3 separate regions of the Mus musculus genome follow, and all the other regions are linked to region 3. The links are chromatin loops, found by intact Hi-C in ENCODE. Cell type or tissue: heart. All regions are shown on one strand.

Region 1 (5,000 bases), 89 kb after region 3:
CACAGAGCACCCTCTTCTCTGGCTATGTCCTGCACTCCACTAAAAGTTCTTAGTGACTAAGAATCATCACCCAAAATTTCTTCAAGTCTGTAGCCTCAACTAGCAAGTCATTTACTCCAGCAGGGAGGTTTTGTTTTAACAAGGAGGAAGCCAGGCGCTAGGGGTGGGTCCTGGGAAACCAGCCAGCTAGGTTCACTCAAAAGCAAAGGATCTTGTCCCCATGGATCAGTTTCACAGCCTATACCGGCTAAAGCTCTGGCTCAGCAAAGTCACAAATTAGATCTTATCAGGAGTCCACAGAATGTTCAGTCTGTGAATGAATGCCAACCAAGAATGCTGGGGTCTGCTGACTCTGGAACAATTTCTCTTGGTGCTTTTGTGCCTCAATTTCTTCAAAGCAATTCCCCCCACCCCCCAACAAACGCCCTCCCCACCAGATCAGGTTTCTCTGTGTAGCCCTGGCTGCCCTGATCACTCTGTAGATCAGGCTTAGCTGAATGCAAAGATAGTCCTGCCTCTGCCTCTGGGGTACTAGGACTAAAGTCAGGCCACAATGCCTGACTTCAAATTAACTTTAAAATATCCTGCCATATGTTTTAGAGGCATCTGTTGTAGACATAAATTGGGGTAGACATCTGTATCAGTCAGCATCATATTTTTACAACAAAACACCTGAGGTATAATATATGTGGGTTTTTTCTTTTATTATGTGTATACGTCTGTGTATATCATGCAAGCCTGGTGCACATAGAGGCTAGAAGAGGGCATCAGATTCCCTGGAAATGGAGTTACAGGTAGTTGTTAGCCACCATGTCAGTGGTGGGAATTGAACCCTGGTCCTTTGGAAGAGTAGCTAATGCTCTTAACCAATTATCCATTTCTCCAGCCCTGCTGATCAAACTTAGAAAGGAAAAAAAAATATTTAGTTCAGTTTTAGAGGTTTAAAGTCCTAGATGTCGGGGAGAGGAGGCATTGGTTTAGCTTCTAGGAAGGACGGTGTATGGCAATGATGGACACATATGGTAGGAGTCACCTCTCATGACACTAAGCAAAGTCCTATAGTCTCTTTTGAGATGGGAAAGGACAGCTGGGATGTTCTCGCATATTCTCTACTCTAAACACACACTTGCACTCCACCCTGTAGAGAGCAATCGGGATATCTATGCTATCACTGGCTCAGCGTGGGCACACTGTTAATGGTTTGTTTATTCTGAGTTGATCCCCCACCCTCTTTTCCCTTGGTGGGTAGAGAAGTATCTTAATTAAGGTTTCTATTGCTGTGATGAAACACCACGACCAAAAAGCAAGTTGGGGAGGAAAGGGTTTATTCAGCGTTAACACTTCCAGATCATAATCCATCATTGGAGGAAGTCAGGACAGGAACTCAAGCAGGGCTGGAACCTGGAAGCAGGAGCTGATGCACAGGCCATGGAGGGTGTGGCTTCCTGGCTTGCTTCTCCTGGCTTGCTCAGCCTGTGTTCTTATAGAACCCAGGACCACTAGTCCAGGGATGACACCACCCACCATGGGCTGGGCCCTCCCCCACTGATCAGTAATAAAGAAAATGCCTTACAGCTGGATCTCACGGAGGCATTTTCTCAACTGAGGCTCCTTCTCTCTGATGACTCTAACTTGTGTCAAGTTGACACACAAAACCAGCCGGTGTAAGAGGTGACAGGTGTATACGTTGTTTTAGCAGAGTGAAGAAGAGCTAAGTAAATAATATCCAACGAACCACATGCAGAAAGCAGAGTAAGGTGTTGATCAGGACGGAGAAGGCTAGAGTTTCACAGTAAACTGGAAACTCATTGGCCGAGAGCCCAAATAAGAGGCTGTGGGTCAGTCTGGAATCCTGGGTTACACAGATAATTTGTAAAACCATCGAACAAGAGTTTGTAAATAGAGGCACACAACGGAGATTGGTAGCTCCAGTTGGTATCTGTGTCCTCGTAGCCTCTGTTCAAGGACACAGTGGCACCTGTACTGTTGCAGGGGTTCTTGGAATGCCCAGTTCCAGGATCACCTTCACTCTTCAAGGGACAGGGGTGGCATATATTCTGGCCAATGTTAACTTGTAATGGGAAAGCTTGTGGCTATGGGGTTATTAAAAAACCTATCAGCCGACGAAGGAGTTGGGTTTAGAAAGCTGGGTCCCTGGGGGGAAAGATGGTTCAGTGGTTAAGAGCACTCACTGGATCACAACTGTAACACTAGTCCCATTGGGATCTGACACCCTCTTCTGACCTCTGTGGTTATTTCATATATGTGGTATACAGACAAAACACCCACATACATAAAAACAAACTAAATAAAAACCGTTTGAAAAGAAAAAGGAAAGCTAGGTCTCTTTGTCTCCCTTGGTCTGGACCCCAGCCTCATTTCAGGGGAATCCCACTGCAGGGTGAGGAGTCAGATCAGCATTCAGGCTGGTCATGCGAGTGGCCACACTAAGAACAAGCCACTGCAGGAGATCTGGGGATGGACAGCACATGAGTGCCATCTAGTGGTGGAGAAAGTAAGCATCCTGCCACCACCTTCTCTAAAAGGCATGAGAATTACATCTCTGGGCTGGGTGGCTGCCCCAACGTTCCTTTGTGTTCAAAAGTGGATTGGGATGCAGACGAGTCCCTGAGAAACTGTGTTTTGAGAAAGGATTTCACCCTGTAGTCCAGGCTGGCCTGAAATTCACTGGATAGCCTAGGTAAGTTTAGACCTCATGGCAATCCTGCCTCAAGCCTCCGAAGGGTGTGAGTCACCAGGCAGTTTGGTAATCTTAGTTTTATTTATTTGTCTATGTGTTTTGTCTGCATAAGGGTATGTATACATGAGTCCAGGTGCTCACAGAAGCCAGAAGAAGGTATTGGGTCCCCCTGGAACTGGAGTTACGAGTGACTGTGGAATATGCCATGTGGGTGCTGGGAACTGAATTGGGTTCCTCTGGAAACCAGTATGCTCTCTCTCTAGGCCCCCGAGGGACTGTTTTTAAGGAGAATAATATAGACGTAAAAGAACACATCCATAAACATCCAGGAACTGAAAAGCTGAGAAGAGGACATGCAGACATGCAGGAGGTGCCTATGAGGACCAGGCTGGACTTGAACTCCTCCTGGCAATCCTCTTGCCTCAGCCTCCCCCACCCCACCCCCTTTTTTCTCCCCCCCCCCCCAGACAAGATCTTACTACACAGCCCTGGCTGACCTGGAACTGGCTATGTAGATCAGGCTGACCTTTAAACTCACAGAGATCTGCCTGCCTCTGGAGTGCTGCGATTAAAGGCAAGTATGACCACGCCCAGCCCCTTTTCTATTTCACGGCTAAATAAAACCAGTGAGCTCAACTGGAGACTAGGAGGGAGGATACACTCTTTCCTTTGGAAGAGCCCAAGACTGCATGTTTGGCAAGGGGAAAATCCAACAAGCACAGGGTTTACACAGCTTGTTTGCTTTTTTTTTTTAATTATTAACTGAATCTTTTCTTTTTATTTATCTTGTATACATGAGTACACTGTCATCGCTGTCTTTAGACACACCAGAAGAGGGCACTGGATCCTATTACAGATGGGTGTGAGCCATCACGTGGGTGCTAGGACTTGAACTCAGGACCTCTGGGAGAGCAGGCAGTGCTCTTAACCGATGAGCCATCTCTCCAGCCTGGGGTTGTTCTTTTTTTAAGCCAGTGAGCAGCTGCAAATAGAGTCATCCTTTGTGGTGGGGCCTGGCAGCAACCCTTTTGACCTCCTTGGTCGTTTACAGGGACTGTGATCTCTCACTGTGGAGGGAGAGACAGTACTGGATCCTGGCTTTCCCAGACTCCTTTGCTCCTCCCAGACTACTCACGCCTGTTACTCTGGAACTCGGTGGAGATCAGGATGGCAGTTCCTGGAAGTAGGGGCTGGGTGACTGACTGTAAGGATATCGTAGAGTTCTGAGGCATAGACCTGGCCTCCCTCCCAGTCTACTTGTCAGTCGCCTTTCTAGCTGCCCTGAGGCCAAAGGAATGAACTACTTACTTTGTAACCAGAAAACAGAGGAAGGGGAGGTGGCCAAATCCTCTTAAGGGCACACTTGGAAACTACCTAACTGTCCCCCTCCTTGCACCACCACTCACAGAATTGAGGTCTCTACCACCTCCCAGTAAGTGTCCTTCTGGGGACCAAACCTCAATAGGCTTTTTTGGGTCATGGAAGAGGTTGGTCTCCTGAGGATGTGGCTGGGTTCAAGATTTAAAACTTGAAAAGATATGACCACAAGCCTCAGGACCTTCTAGGCTCCTGAGGCATGAAGTAGGAGGGATGGTTAGCATCTCCAGTGTCTGACAAGATGTTCTGAGGCTAGTGAGGTCCTGGGGTGTGCGCTTTGTAAACAGTCCTTGACTTGGGGCAAGAGCCCTGGGAGCCTCCATGACTTCTCTAGACAGGAGGATGAGGAAGCACAGGGAGATTCTAAATGGACTGCAGGCTGCATTGGCACATCCCGTGGGGACATGGCTGTCGTGTGAGCTGCTAACATGGTCCAGGTTGGACGGTCCCTCTTCCCTAGTGCTTTTTAAAAATTAGTTATTTTATTTATTTACATTTCAAATGTTATCCCCCTTCCCAGTTTCCCCTCCACAAGCCCCCCTCCCCTCCCCCTGCCTCTATGAGGATGCTCCCCCCCCACTCCTGCCTTAGCAGCCTAGCGTTCCCCTATCAAGCCTCCACTGGACCAAGGGGCTCCCCTCCCAGTGATGCCTGATAAGGCAGTCCTCTGCTACATATCCAGCTGGAGCCATGGGTTCCCCAGTGTACTCTTCAGTTGGTGGCTGGAGTTAATCTTCTCTCTTCCCAGGTACCTTAGTCCAGAATCCTATTCACTTGGAAATCTAATTCCCACTCTGAAGTAGGTTGGTCCCAATGGGCTACCTTCCTGAAATTCAATAAAGGGCGCTTCAGGAAATTTCCTGAAACATTCCAAGGCAGTTTTTTCTTCAACAGCCCCCAAGGAGGATGTTATAGCTCTGGA
Region 2 (5,000 bases), 63 kb after region 3:
CTTCTGTGATCACCAGACACAGGGCCTGGAGTTTCTGTCCTCTGTTACCTGGGCACTGGGTGGGGACACAGGCCTGGCTTATCTTTGGATACCCTGCCTGACATGGCAGGTTCAAAAGTCCTGGGATATTTAGCTTCTTCTACATCCTACATAGTTAATGTGACTGCAAAAGGTAGCATAGTGGCCACTGCTGTCCCTGTCCCTGCCACAGAAGGCCATACCTCCTGCTCTAGACAGAGGACTTGGAGGAACACCCCTACCTACCCCTATTTCCAACCCTACCACACACAGTGCTTACTCAGCCTCCGCCACTGTTAGGATCCTCCTGACACAGCTACAGCTGGTGACATACCTTGTTCCCTAAAGCTCAACCCCTCTCCCTCCCCAACTCCCTGACCTGTTCATTGGCAGGGCCTCAGCAAAGGCTCCCCGTGTGTGCCTCTAGCCTTCCAGGCTCTGCTGAGTGACTTGTTCATGTGCAACCTTCCGGAGGTAAGGGAGAGGAGGGGACAGGTGGAGGGTTCCCTCCCGGGTGGGGGTGGGGGTGGGGGGCTGCCTCCTGACAGTAGAGGCTCTGAACCCTTGGGCATAGCCTAGCCCCACACTGCTCTATCTTGGAGATCTCTACCCACATGGAGTCATATGTTACCCAGACTGGCCTTGAATTCATGGCAATCCTCCTGCCTCAGCTTTCTGGAATTAGAGACCACTACGCCCAGCTAAGACTATAATGCTTTGATACCTTTTACCAAGTTGACCCTTCTGGTAAACAACCCAACTAGTGCTAGCCCCTCCAGCCCTGGCACACCTCTTCTCTATCAGCTATTACTGCCTACCCTCTGTCCTGGTGTCCCGAGGGCTCTATTCTTAGTAAAGGGGGTGAAAGGGGTTGAGGTCCCCTGACCTACATTAGGAACCCATGCATCCTCCTGAGCGTACTCAGGGCTGTCTTGGTCTCCAGCGTTCCCCCTCTGCTGTGTAGGACTACACCTCTGCCCACCCCCACCCCTTCCAGATTCGCTAGGAAAAGAGGCCTGTGGCTGGCAGAGAGGGCTGGAGGAGGGCGGGACAGTGGGCAGAGCCTTGCCTAGTGACAGCCGGGATGTGTCCTCTGCTGGCATCTCACAGATTCCTCTTTCAATAGAGCAAAGGAGCCGCCACCGCCGCCACCCTACCCCCACCCAGCCTCCAGCCGCTCTCCTCCTCCACTCTCCACCTCCCTGCTCCTTAGCAAACAGGCCAAGCCGAGTCACTGTTTTGGTTCCCCGTCATGTCCCTTCCTGAAGAAACTACAGCCTGGGCCCTATCCTTTGGGTCATCCTATGCCTGTCTGGAGCTAACTTTCAGTCACATTTGTAACGGGAATGAGGACTCTTGCTCAGGGAAAGTTCAGCTAGGCAGGGGCAGAGAGAACAGAAGACAGACCAGAGAAGGCAAGTTTGGGGACAGAGAGGGTCAGGGTACAAGGAGGTTTTGACAGGGCAGAGTGGGGTCCGGGTGCAGACAGGAGAGCCGGGCGCAAACAGATCAGCGGAGCGGTAGCAAAGTGGTGACTTCCTTAGACCCATGCTGGGGTTGAGGCCAGGGTCACCTGTCTTTTGGGGTGACCCACCCCTGGGGGAACCAGGCTGGGCTGGCACAGAAAGACACAGTACTCACTGTTGGCCAGAAGCAGAGAAGAGCGGTGGCAGACGAGAGCCCCGGGTGCCGTGCCCACCTCAGGCTGGGGCTGGAGCTCTGGGGGACTTGGCTGGGGGGCCGGGCCGGCAAGGACAGCTGCTACCGCTGATGTCACAGAGTCATGAGTGAAACCTGAGGACTGGGCCAATCTTCAGGTGGGTGCCTCAGCCACTCTTTTCTCTCGGCGTGTTCCAGGCTTCCCCTGCAACTGCCTGGGTTCTGGGACCACACTGACCAAGACACACCTATCCATACAGGAGCACACACTCGCATGCACGAACACACACACACACACACACACACACACACACACACACACACACACGAACTTCCCCCATCCAGGATCTCTCCTAACCTCAACAAACATACGCAGGCTCGTTTTTGTACCCAATCTCCCTGACAGTCACTTCTCCAAGTGTTCACAGGGAACAAGCTGGTCTACACACTCACATTCACACTTACTGTGGTGCACGCTCACATGTGAGCTCACTGCACACTAATGCTGCATGCAACATATTTGTATGCAACACATACAAAGAACCTTTCACACACACACACACACACACACACACGCACAGGCTCACACCACAGACTTGTGCAAGCCTTCAAGTTACACCCCTGCCCCCAAAATCCCATGTTCTCAGTCACACCCATGCCAGATAACACAAACACCACATGTTTCAGACTTTTATGAAGGGTATATCTGTGTGCACGTCCATGAATTCATATTTTCACTAATGTGACTTGCTTGCCAACATACTCACTTCTGTTCACATGAGCAGAACCTGCTAGCTCTACCAGTAGATTTTTTTTTTATCAAGTATTTACCAAGTCTGTACACCCCCAGTGTGGACCCCCACACCCACACACAGATGCACATACATTTACACCCAACTGTTTAACAGGACCACATAGAAGTCCCAAGAAGTATTTGTCTACCCCCTCCCCCAACTCCCAGCTGGCAAGACATCTGTCCCTTCCAGCCCAGGGAGGGGTTGTGGTTGGGAAAAAACGAGATTGGCTTAGCTCCCCTGTTCACTCTGTAGCGGTGGTGCCCCCTAGTGGAGCTGTTAAGAAGTGCCTCAACTCAGCCTGAAGGTGCTGTGGTTTCTGTCTTGTCCTCCTGCTCCAGATCTTCCAAAGTAGCCTGCCTGCCTTGGCCATGCCGTGTCTATTCCTGCTGCAGGCAGTTGCTTCCAGCCCTCAGCAGACTGAACTCTGAGTGCAGTGTGCTTTGGTAGGCTCGGGGAGGCCTGACCAACAGCCACCCTTGACTTTTCTAGCACCTCTGTGGACAGAGCCTCGGATGTCACTGAGCCCCCCTCCTGGGTGGCCCTGTCTGATTGTGGTTACAGAATTTCTTGCTGGGCCTGCGACTCTCCACCTCTCAGCTCCCTCTGCATCGGTGACATGGAGAGCCACTTGAGACTCTGAGCAGTTTCTAAACCCAGGTGAGCACATTGGTCTCTTTTATACACAGCCCCTGCCTGGCTTGGGGTCCTTTCTGAGGAGCAGTCTCTACAGAGCTCTGTTGCTAATGGAATCCTGGCTTCTTCCTAAGGGGTTGCTTCCAGAATGTAGAGGAAAACACAGTTTCTTCTCAGACTCTTCACAGATGGCTTCCCCAAGGCCATTCAGGGTCCTTCTCTCACTTCTAGCCTTGCTGTGGTCTCAGGTCACTAGTCACTGTCCCCTAGACAGGACATTGCCACTTGTTTGTGGGTACTGGGTGGGTGATGTGGTGGTTTGCATGAGTATGGCCCCCATAGGCTCATAGAGTTGAGTGCTTAGTCACCAGGGAGTGGCACTATTTGAAAGGATTAGAAGGATGAGGAGGAAGTGACATCCTTCTTCCAACAAGTGTTGGCTTTGAGGTTTCAAAAACCCATTCCAAGGTCAGAGTCTCTCTCTTCCTGCTGCCTGTGGACTAGGAGGTAGAACTCCCAGCTCCGTCTTCAGCGCCATGTCTGCCTGCCTGCTACCACACTCACCACGTTTTCAAGGCTCCGAAACTGTTTTCTTTTATAATGGGCATGGTGTCCCTTCACAGCAACAGAACGGTGACACAGGCGTAAGAACATCTGTGTCTTGGCGTCATCTGTCGCTTCCACATACATCCCTGCCCCTTTGGTCTCTGCCTCTTTCTGGTCACAGCTCTATGGGGTAGGATGTTCTTAAATGAGGGATTAGAGTAATGGGAGGGGGTCACCGTATATGAGGGAGCAAGGCTGAGATATTCAGTTGTGTGAGCTGAGTACTGTGAGGATCTGGGCACCAGTCACAGCTGAAGTAGAATGGTCGCATGGATACTTTGTTGCAGATGGCAGGAAAAACGTATAGGAGATGAATGGAGCTAAGCTTCCTATTTTGTATCAAGGATTATTGGGTTAATCATATTATGGCTGATGGCACCTCAGTTTCTACCTAGGGTTCAGGTGAGGAGGAAGGCTCTGACGTTCCATCTTGCAGTCCCAGTGGGTAGGACTCTGGAAATACATCTCCACCCCTGAGCATCCCGTCAGCACCACTCACATGCTCACAAGTCCCCAGCGTACCACCAGCTAACACAGAACCACATGCCCGCCGCACTCAAGGACAACTGCAGTGGTAGAAGTCGCCCAGTGAGAGCAGGTAGGCAGGGACAAACGGCTTTCGCTGGTGTGTTTCCTAGACTCCTCCTTGCCCATACATCGTCAGACACAGAATTCTGCAGGCCAATACCTAATTTCTATCACCCCTCAGATCCTGGCTCCTTGCTTCTTTAGAAACTGGGCCCTCACGCTGGACAGCAGTCACACACGCTTTTAATCTCAGAACTTGGGAGGCAAAGGCAGGCAGATTTCTGAGTTTGAGGCCAGTCTGGTCTACAGAATGAGTTCCAGAACAACACAGAGAAACCTTGTCTTAAGAAGAGGGGAGGGAGAGGGGCTGGAGAGATAGCTCAGAGGTTAAGAGCACTGGTTCTTCCAGAGGTCCTGAGTTCAATTCCCAACAACCACATGGTAGTGGCTCATTTACCATCTATAATGTGATCTGGTGCCTTCTTCTGGCCTGCAGGCATACATGCAGGCAGAACACCATATAAATAAATAATATAGTCACAAATAATATAAAATACCTTGGTGTGATTCTAACTAAGGAAGTGAAAGATCTGTATGATAAGAACTTCAAGTCTCTGAAGAAAGAAATTGAAGATCTAAGAAGATGGAAAGATCTCCCATGCTCATGGATTGGCAGGATTAATATAGTCAAAATGGTTATCCTGCCAAAAGCAATCTACAGATTCAATGCAATCCCCATCAAAATTCCAACTCAATTCT
Region 3 (5,000 bases):
TTCATGACCCGCAGGTAGGTCTCCGCTTTGTGCAGGTCCTTCTTGAAGCAGGAGAGCAGCCCATAGTTTTTGAGCAGCGCGTCGTCGCTGCGCATGTTGGCGTCAAACTTGTCATAGGTTTGCTTGAGGATCTGCCCAACACGGGGGCTGCCATCTTCCAGCTCCTGTCGTGGGAAAGAAGGGCAGGAGACTCGGGAGCTGTGCCTCCCTCCACCCCAGGACCGAAGGAAAAGCCTGGAGGCTTCATAAAGGAAAATGAAGAAGAAGAAGCCTTCTCAAGGGTCTAAGGGCTGACCGGTAAAACAGAGGACAGTGAGCCCCACCTAGGCTCCAGGCATAACCCCAGGCTAGTCCATCCTCACCTGCATCAGAGCCTGGATGCCCTCTTCCAGGTCCTTCAGTTTCTCATAGACACGGTCCGAGGTGCCGAACATCAGGCTGTTGGTGAAAATCCTGCTGAGGAACTGCACGGGCCCCAGCCATGACTGGATGAGCAGCAGCGAGAAGCGAAGCAATTCCATGTCCTGAGGGGGGAAAAAAAGGGCTGGGGTTAGTGTATTGCCTAGTGACCTCTGCCTGGGACTCCCAGGTTACCCCAGCTTCAGGGAGGAGCTGGTCCCTGGCCTGGAGTGCAGTTAGGGCTGCATGGAGGGAAACGAGGATTTGTGCAGACAAGGCCTGGGACTACTCACGGTTCTCTGCTGGGCCTCCTCCTTGCCTGTGGGGGCCGGGATGGTCTCTGAGAAGCAGAAAGCAGCCTGGGCATTCTGAATGGAATAGCGCTGTCCCTCGGGAATGTAGGCACGCTCCTGGAAGAAGGGTGGTCACTGAGGGACCAGCTTGTGTCTCGTCACCATCATTACTATGGTACAGCATTGGCTAAGATTCCCCTACCCCATAGTTTCCCTCAATGACTTCCTGGGGGCAGGAGTATGGGGTAGGACCTGCCCCTTCCTGCTTCCACAAACGGGCACCCATCTCTGGGGAACTTACGAACTCTTTGTAGGTGTCAGCAGCCAGCTGGTGCAGGTGCTGGGCTCGGAGCACAGCATTAGAAAACAGACTGGACAAGGGCATGGCGGGAAAAGCACTAGCCTCCTGAGGCCAGAGCAGGCAGAGCAGGCTGACGGTCAGGAGCCAGGAGGTCCGAGAGTCTAGAGAGAGACAGGAGGGCAGGAGAAACCTGGGAGCAATGGCCGATCTCTCCCAATCCCCATAGGGACCCAGAGTATTCCCAACATGGCAGAAGTTGGAACGCACTCACATTAGAAGCCTCAGATCCATCTTCAGGGGCCCTGGGTCCCAAACCACACCCAGCGGGATTTGCGCATGCTTACCTGTAGCCATTGCCAAGCAGTGATCTGTCCACAGGACTCTGAGCAGTTTGGAATCTGGACTCTAGGATGCTGGACTTGGTCCCTTGCGTGCCCTTTTTATACCCTACCTGTTTTCCTCGACCCCAAGGCTCCTGCCTTTCCCCCTATACATTTATTCATGGCTGGGGCCACTGACAGCTTGTGCTGATGGATAATTTAGAAGCTCCTCCCACTCATCGCGTCCCCACTCCTCTTCTGCGGTCATGTCCCTGACCTTATCGTCTCATCGCCACCTTTGCCAGGCTTATGGGCATTGGTTATGCAAGATCCCAGCGACAGAGCCCACCCGGTGTGTCCTCTGAGACCATTTTGAATCCAAGGGTAGGATACTCTGGCAGGGAGTAGGAGTTGTTTGTTCACTAGGATGAGGGGCAACAGAGCCTCTCCAAGAAGGCGATGTCCCCATAGAGGTTTCTTTTTCAGTTACATTTGTGTGTGTTTGTGTGTCTGTCTCTTTGTCTGTCCATCCTCAAGTGTGTGCATATAGGGATCAGAAGATAACTTTTGGGGATCGATTCCATCTTTCCATCATGTGGGTCCCAGGGATTGAACTCAGGTACTTAGGTTTGGCTTCAAGTGCCTATACCTCCTTGGTCATTTTGTTGGCCTTATTCTGTCCCCTTCTTCCTCCTATTGTTCCTCCTCCTTGAATCTCTAAATCTCAAAAAAAAAAAAAAAAATGTCCTGGATTTAGAGATGGCTTATATGATAAGGGAGCTTGTTGTTCTTCCAGAGAACCTGAGTTTGGTTCCCAACACCCATGACAAGTGGCTCACAACCACCTATACTCCAGTTCTAGGGGCTCTTCTGATGCCCTCTTCTGGTCTCCACAAGCACTCTCATACATGTGACATAGACTCACACACATACACACCAGTAAAAATAAAAATAACCTAGGGGGGGAGGGGGAGGGGGAGGGGGAGGGGGAGGGGGAGGGAGAGGGAGAGGGGGTGGGAGAGGGAGAGACACTGCTGTTGGGAAAAGAAAGACTTCCTCAGCAGCATAAACTGGTGGAGGGCAACTGGATGTAGTGCTAACACTGAGCACTAGAGGGCACTGTCCACTGTCCACACACAATGCTCTCCCATAAGCTCTAAGGTAACCCTTAGGTCTGTGGAGCACAGGACCCAAACCTGCTCCTTGGACCGGCCAAGCAGCTGTAAACCAAAAAACAAAATTCTTGTAAACGGACTTGGACCTCAGGTGCTTCCCATACAGCCCTGAAGCTTTGGGCACCTCAAAGTTCAGAAAGCTCTTCAGGGTTTTGAGCCTTCTGGCTGATGTGGGAAACAGGGTGGGCTCTCTGAAAGAATCCAATTCACCCACTGTAGCATTCTGCTCCCCTGAGTTTCTCAGGAGGCAAAACCCACACGCTCACATTTGGTCCCATGGCTGACTTGGGAATGTGGGATACACAACACACCCATTTTTCAGAGGAAGAGACTGAGGTTCTGAAAGAACAAATTCAAGCGCTGGTTCTGCTGAGGCAGCAGCTCCTTCAGCTTTGTAGTTCCCATGGTCCATGGCTCAAGGCCCCTTATCCCTAGCACCTGTGTGGTATCACCCAGCTATTTCAGTTTCTGAATCCTTCTGAGTACTAGGTCTTGCCCCTAAATGTAAGGGTGCCTTCACCCCATCTTGTTTTCCCTGGCCCATAGGAAAATGGCCCAGGAGCATGGGTTGCAGATGGGAAAGCCCACAACAGGACAAAGCCAGGGCCAAAAAGGGCTGAGCTATGTCAGCATGTGAAGATCACCAGGACCCGAATCCCCAGCACTCCCTGTGGCTAGATCTCTTACCTTTGGATCTCAGGATGTTTAATGTTTGATCCAGTATGAAAACACACAAGCAAGCGAATCTCTCCATAAGTACTTGGTTGTGATGTCAGCAACCAACATTGAAAAATCATGTCCCTGGGGGCTACAATGTAAATGTCGGGGCCTCTACACCTCTCCCCATGGAGGACCAACAGATATAAACATCCCACAAGCATTTCCCAACAGCTTTCCCTGATTTGTCCAGCACTCTTAGGAGGCTGCTATGGCCTTAAGGGCTAGGTCTGGGGAAGGCTCCAGGGGCTAACCAAAGATACAGGCGCTGAGAAAGAAGGTACCCCTGAGGGACAGGGTTGTTGACATCTTCTCTTGCCACATCAGAACTGAAGTGACCTCAGAATGGAGTTGCCCAGAAGATCTTGGGGGACCCCTGGGGATATCTTTATAGAACATTAGTATTATAAGCTCTAGGCCCAGAAGGGTGAGCTGAGATAAATGTGAGATCAGAGTGAGTTGGTGATCTTTTCTCTAGTCTGGACCATTTTAAGATGTCTGGTGGCAGAGACCAAAACCAGAATTCATTGCTACTAGAAGCTAAGTTTTGACTTAACTTAGGGTTTGTTCAGTACTTCTGGAAAGTTGCCCAATCTTGGTGTACCACTGAGACCTCTGAAAACTTCAGGCTTAGAGGCTGCCAAACAGTGTGACCAGCATCTCTGATCCCAGCCTTCAAAAGTTCAGACTGACAGCTCCAGTTGTCTCTAAGAAATATCCATTTTAGAGCTGGAGTGATGGCTTGGTCATTAGAGAGCTTGCTTCATAAGCATGAAGACCCTAGCCTGGATCCCCAGCATCCAGACTTTGTAAATCAGGGGTGGCTCTGTATACTTTAATCCCAGTGCTAGAGAGGCAGAGACAGCAGGATGCCTGGAACTGCTCTAGATGGATCTATGAGTTTCAGGTTCAGTAAAAGACCCTTTCACTAAAAACAAGGGGCTGGAGTGATAGCTTCAGAGCACAGACTGCTCTTGCAGAAGACCCAAGTTCGGTTCCTAGTATCTCCATGGGGCCACTCACAACTGCTTGTAACTATAGTTCCAGAGGATCCAATGCTCTCCTCCCGTCTCCATGCTCTCCTGCATTCATGTACACACACACACACACACACACACACACACACACACACACTCAAATACACATACATACACACATACACAAAACTTCAAAACAAAACAGTGAAAGTGAAACAGAGTGGACAGTGCTGGAGAAACTGTCTGCTGACTTCTGGCTTCCACACACAGGTGCACACACGCATGCACATACATGAACGGATACAGGCATACACAGAGAACACCCCTTAAAACTTTGGGTCCATGGGCTTCTATGTTTGGAAGCACTTTGTGTTTCCAGACTTGACTGTCTCTGGGATTCTCCAAACCTACTAGACAAGGTCATAGACCTGCTCCAAAAGCAGCGTTTTCTACACCTTGAGGTTCAAGTCTCTGGGTGGAAGCAGTCTCATTTTTCTAATTCTGGTGGTGGGAATGACCTCAGGAGGGTCAGGGGTAGCTCTGCACACTCCTCACTGGGAATATGAAGCCTGCCCTTTCCACTTCTTGCTCTGTCCTCTTTTGGAGGTCAGGATTGGTTATTGCATTCACATACATACATATACTACACAAAAATGCACATACATATTCTTGTTCAGGCTACTTTGGAACTCACTGTGTAGCCCAGGCTGGCTTCAGACTTGTGATCCTCCTGCCTCAGCATCCTGAATGCTGTGTAAGCTGGTACATGAGTCTTAGCACTCAGGGTTTCTCTGTGTAACAGAGCCCTGGCTGTCCTG

Evidence for each region. Hi-C counts contacts between places; a loop is a spot of excess contacts. Peaks named below come from ENCODE experiments on the same cell type or tissue, not always from the same donor. Only the 100,000 strongest peaks of a DNase experiment are listed, where the experiment ranks them.
Region 1: a loop joins it to region 3, with 7 times the contacts of the local background. A loop is called at or near these places in 15 of 42 quality-filtered maps.
Region 2: a loop joins it to region 3, with 4 times the contacts of the local background. A loop is called at or near these places in 11 of 42 quality-filtered maps.

The regions. Positions count from the first base shown.
Region 1 is chr11:106,389,538-106,394,537 of GRCm38, forward strand. No RefSeq gene overlaps it. Among named protein-coding and RNA genes, the nearest start is that of Icam2, 9.3 kb to the left of the region's middle. In heart, no CTCF peak of the experiment used is centred here; DNase peaks (open chromatin) are centred at 174, 1,454 and 2,494; H3K27ac peaks cover 327 bases.
Region 2 is chr11:106,363,816-106,368,815 of GRCm38, forward strand. LOC108167929 (a long non-coding RNA gene) reads left to right here and starts at 1,749. Exons shown (of 3, transcript XR_001780342.2): 1 at 1,749-1,835; 2 at 2,964-3,131. It also overlaps a transcript of Scn4a not described here. In heart, CTCF peaks have their summits at 2,744 (motif pointing left) and 4,759 (motif pointing left); DNase peaks (open chromatin) are centred at 1,116, 1,763 and 2,756; H3K4me3 peaks cover 1,112 bases; H3K27ac peaks cover 2,187 bases.
Region 3 is chr11:106,300,403-106,305,402 of GRCm38, forward strand. Gh (growth hormone) reads right to left here and starts at 1,494. Exons shown (of 5, transcript NM_008117.3): 1 at 1,338-1,494; 2 at 994-1,154; 3 at 693-809; 4 at 363-524; 5 at 1-164. The coding sequence starts at 1,347. In heart, CTCF peaks have their summits at 2,435 (motif pointing right) and 2,635; no DNase peak of the experiment used is centred here.